Linked DNA regions of Homo sapiens: region 1 is linked to region 2. A link is an interaction called in ENCODE POLR2A ChIA-PET data of the cell type or tissue named here. Cell type or tissue: PC-9. All regions are shown on one strand.

Region 1 (2,500 bases), 72 kb after region 2:
GATTAATTTGAAATGAGCCCGCTACTCAGAACATAATTTATCCTATAAACATTTTCCAGGGTTTATTTCAACATCCAGGGGGAGAATCAAAGCTCTTTAAGATGTAAGAACGGGCTTCTGGGCTGGGCACAGTGGCTCACACTGTAATCCCAACACTTTGGGAGGATGAGGTGGGAGGATCACTTGAAGCCAGGAGTTCAACACCAGCCTGGGAAGCATAGTAAGACCTTGTCTCTGTTAAAATTTAAAAAAAAAAAAAAAAAAAATTGGCCGGGTGCAGTAGCTCACGCCTATAATCCCAGCACTTCGGGAGGCTGAGGTGGGCGGATCATATGAAGCCAGGGTTTCGAGACCAGCCTGGGCAACATGACAAAACCCCATCTCTACAAAAAAATACAAAATTAGCCAGGCATGGTGGCGCACGCCTGTAATTTCAGCTACTAGGGAGGCTGAGGCACAAGAATCACTTTAACCCAGGAGGCAGAGGTTACAGTGAGCCGAGATCATGCCATTGCACTCCAGCCTGGGCAACAGAATGAGACTCTATCTCAAAAAAAAAAAAAAAAAAAAAAAAAAAATTTTTTTTTTTAATGGGCAGAAGCCCATTTTTACATGGCAATATAAAATTCAGCCAGAGGGGGCTTCTCTTAGAGAAGAAAAAGCCAAACTCCTATTTCCAGCACACACTGATGACTTCACAGCATAACTGTCTAAAAAGCAATTAACCAGGGGGATACAGAACGATCCTCTGGGCTTCCCTTGGTCAGAACACAAGTGGCCCCTGCTGCACCAAGACTTAGAGGCTGGGTCTGAGGGGGCTCCTGCCTTGCCTCATGACGCTTTCCTGCTGTGCTCTTGGTCAGAGTTTTCCCTCCTCTAAGATGGACCCCAACACACCCCTCTGCCAGGGAGAGCAGGTTGAGCAGGCTATGGTACATGTGAGCCCTCTGAGAAGCTAAAGAAACACCAGAGCGGCTTGTAATCCCAGCACTTTGGGAGGCCGAGGTGGGCGGATCACCTGAGGTCAGGAGTTTGAGACCAGCCTGACCAACATGGAGAAACCCCATCTCTACAAAAAAATACAAAATTAGCCAGGTGTGGTGGCCCATGCCTGTAATCCCAGCTACTGGGAGGCTGAGGCAGGAGAATCGCTTGAACCCGGGAGGCAGAGGTTATAGTGAGCCGAGATCGCGCCACTACACTCCAGCCTGGGCGATGGAACAAAAACGTCTCAAAAAAAGAAAGAAAGAAAGAAACACCAGAGCTTACCGATTCTCGCTGGCAGATCTGCCCCATTGTGGGGAGGGCACTTGCTGACCTCGGGTCCTTTCTTCTGCTTTTCTACTCTCAACAGCTGGGTCTTGAACGCCTAGAGAAAGGCCAAGTTCAAAGAAGGCAGGGTCAGAGGATTGTCGGTCTCATTTTTGTCCTCACCAATTAGGAAGCTAAACACCCTAATACTGAGAACCAAGACATAGTGCAGACACATTTCTAGAGTATTCGTAAACCCAGGTAAAATGTCATAAAGTTTCTCCTTTTGTTTGTTTGAGGCAGAGTATTGCTCTGTTGCCCAGACTAGAATGCAGTGGCGCCATCATAGCTCACTGCAGCTTCTGTTGCTCAGGCTGGTTTCGAACTCCTGGGCTCAAGCAAACCTCCCACTTCAGCCTCCTAAAGTGCTGGGTTACAGGCCTGAGCTACTGCACCCAGTCAAGGTTTCTGGCAGCCTGTCATTCTAGAAGAAATTCCCTGGAGCCTGGTCTGGAAGTGGTACCTCGTCACCAACTACAACCTTCTCTGCTTATGACTATGTCCAAAGAAAGAGTCATGCTTTGGAGAGGAAATCCAATAGAAGTGGAAATTAGCAAAGACATCTCCAAAAGGCCAAGTCAGAGTCTCAGTCCGTTGACCAGGTTGGAGTGCAGTGGTGCCATCGTAGCACACTGCAGCCTCAAACTTGAACTCTTGGACACAAGCAATCCTCCTGCCTCAGCCTGCTGAGTAGCTGCAACCACAGGCATGGGCCACCATGCCAGCCTAATTTTTAATTTTTTTTTTTTTTTTGTAGACACAGTGTCTTGCTATGTTGCCCAAGCTGGTCTTGAACCCCTGGTCTCAAGTGATTACCCTGCCTCAGCCTCCCAAAGTGCTGGGATTACAGGTGTAAGCCACTGCATTCAGTCTACTTACGACTTTTAAAATCTCACCCTATAACTTTTTAAGGCTATTCTTTATAATGTACACATTATTTATATGTGATTTTTTAAAAAATGAGCTATAACTCACATACCAAAAGACTCACCCTTTAAAGTGTATAATTCAGTGGTTTTCTGTATATTCATAAGGTTGTGCAACCATCATCACTAATTCCAGAAAATTTTCATCACTCTATAAGGAAACCCATACCCATTACCAGCCATTCTCATTCGATCCTTCCCCCAGCCCCTGGCAACCACTAATCTACTTTCTGTGTCTGTGAATTTGCCTTCTGGCCATTTCG
Region 2 (2,500 bases):
GTCCAGGAGTTTGAGATCTGCCTGGGCAACCTGGCAAGATCCCATCTTTAAAAAAAAATTTTTTTAATAATTTAAAATAAAAATAAAGACTCAGTCACTCTTATTAAAGATGGCAAATGATGGCTAATACAAAAACTTAAAACATTTACTATTCAAAATTCCCACAACTAAGTAAGTGATATTTTAAGAATGTTCCATTTGTGCTTCTGAATTTATTAAAGCTTAAAAGTGCTCTGGGCTGGGTGTGGTGGCTCACACCTGAACAGGCAGTTCCAGACCAGCCTGACCAACATGGAGAAACCCCATCTCTACGAACAATACAAAATTAGTCAGGTGTGGTGGCGCATGCCTGTAATTCCAGCTATTTGGGAGGCTGAGGCAGGAGAATCACTTGAACCCGGGAGGCGGAGGTTGTGGTGAGCTGAGATCGCGCCACTGCACTCCAGCCTGGGCAACAAGAGTAAAACTCCGTCTTAAAAAAAAGAAGAAAAAAAAGAATTTGCTATAATGGTACTACATTATCATGATTATCGTCATCATCCTCTTTTCAGGCTGCTTAAAAGGAGGAGAGGAAGAAACAGAGACAGTAGGAAATAAAGTGATTCTAGGACTGAGAAGAGGGGACGATGGGGATAGAGGCTGGGAGAGACGAAGAGGGCAGTGGTAAGAAGGTGAGGGTACTCCCTTAATTAACAAACCTTGCTCCTAAAAGGTCAAGCCAAAACACACAGGGAATGTTTGTAAAACACACAGGGAATGTTTGCAGCACAGGGTGAGTCTCAGTGTTGAATGCGCCAGGCTTAGGTAGCTCAACCCAAGGACCTTGGGAAACAGAGTGATAGGCCAGTGTGTGTTCCAAACAGAAAGTGCAGGATGCCAAACCATGGGCTGCTGGCCACCTGCAAGGAGAAGCAATGCAGCAGCCAACTGGGCATGGTCAAGAGACCTACCAGCTGGCAGCCTTTGTGCAGGCGCCAGATGGATGGGCCAGTCTCTGCAGCCCCAGTAATGGGAGTAGCAGGGGAGCCCTTGGGCAGGGCCATCCAGTAGTGATGCACCCAGCTTTGGTGGCCTACTATAAAGTGGCTCACCTGCTCTAGTGACAGTGTCACCTGTGACACTCACTGTGACATAATCTGAAGGGCTCTGAACCCAAATCCCAGGGAGCAGGTTAGCCAGGATTAGCCCTTGTCTCTTGGACAAAGAAAAGGCTTGGTGGCTTGCTCCAGGTCCCACCCACAAGAACTTAAGAGCACAGTAGAGTCAAGAGAAGGCTCCTGGGTCTCATCTCGAAGTCCACCCCAGAACCAGAGTTCCCTGGAAATCTTAGTCATGAACCTTGCGGTGAGCACACCCTCCTTAAAGCAAACATTTGGCCAGCTCTGAGTACATATGCTGGACAGCAGCCACAACTCAGGAGGCGAGCCAGACTGGAGGAGCCAGAATGTCTACAGGAGAGAGGAGGAGTGCACCTTGCCCCACGACGGGCTTAGGGACCCAGAAATGACTGAAAACCTGCAGTGGGCTGCCTGAGCCCTGATCACAGGGTCCTCAGTGAGCTACAGACCCACCACTCCCCGCACCCAGAGAGGAGGGGGCAGGTGGACAGGCCCTTCCTAGGCATGCCCACAGCCCCTTGGGCAGGGAGGAAGGGCAGCCCTTCCTGGGGGCCCAGCGTGGGGAGCCCCAACAGGAGTGTAAAAGGAGGGGACCGTGATTTCCCTGCTTCCTCTGCTTTCTGTGCCAAGGGCTTGTGCAATGGTATTCTAAATCAGGTAACAAGAAGCCCCCAAATAGCCCAGAGCTGTGAGACCTCATTCCTGCCCGACAAGGCCACAGCCATACCCTACAAGGCCGGGGCCTCCAGTAAGTGGGTGAGGCCAATGACCAGGAGAAAAGGGCATTTTCACCCAGGGCTCTGCTAAACCTGCACTGGGGAACCGACCCCAGGATCCACAGGGAATGAGTGCATTTACCCAACAGAGCTGCGGAGCCTCCCTCCTCAAACCCAGACTCTGCTAGTCCAAGCAGCCCACTTCCACTACACCAGTTTGCCCAGACGGAGAGCCTCTGTTTAAGCAGGGCCCCCATGCAGGCTGTCACATCCTCTGCCCAGGAGTCCTTTTACATATGCATCTATGAGGGACTCTTTCCAGCAACCCTCTTCCAGGGGCTTGGGATGCCAGTGCTTTGAGGCCTGGTTCCTGGAGGTAACCAAGGGGATGCTGGCCCGACGGGGTGACCCGGAGGGAGCAGGGACCCACCTGGCTTCCACTGCCGTGCACGATGTTCTCTGGGGTGTCATAAACCTCGGACTCCATGTGAACATTCTGGTTTTTCTCATGATTCACTTGCACCCGCAGAATTCGAAAGGAAGACCCACCAAGATCCAGGGCAATGAAATCTCCCTTTTCTGTTTAGGGAGACAACAGGTATCACATGAGATTCAAATGTTAAGGGGAAGCCACATACCATGCCCGCTTCCTGGCAGGGCGTAGGC

The links. ChIA-PET counts read pairs that join two places held together with the same protein. Peaks named below come from ENCODE experiments on the same cell type or tissue, not always from the same donor. Only the 100,000 strongest peaks of a DNase experiment are listed, where the experiment ranks them.
Region 1: POLR2A ChIA-PET joins it to region 2 with 13 read pairs; 6 of 35 experiments call an interaction of 5 or more read pairs at or near these places.

Annotation. Positions count from the first base shown.
Region 1 is chr10:69,287,540-69,290,039 of GRCh38, reverse strand. It overlaps a transcript of HK1 not described here. Among named protein-coding and RNA genes, the nearest start is that of HK1, 30 kb to the left of the region's middle. In PC-9, no CTCF peak of the experiment used is centred here; no DNase peak of the experiment used is centred here.
Region 2 is chr10:69,359,810-69,362,309 of GRCh38, reverse strand. HK1 (hexokinase 1) reads right to left here. Exons shown (of 18, transcript NM_000188.3): 3 at 2,265-2,413. Among named protein-coding and RNA genes, the nearest start is that of HK1, 42 kb to the right of the region's middle. In PC-9, no CTCF peak of the experiment used is centred here; a DNase peak (open chromatin) is centred at 1,369; H3K27ac peaks cover 1,886 bases.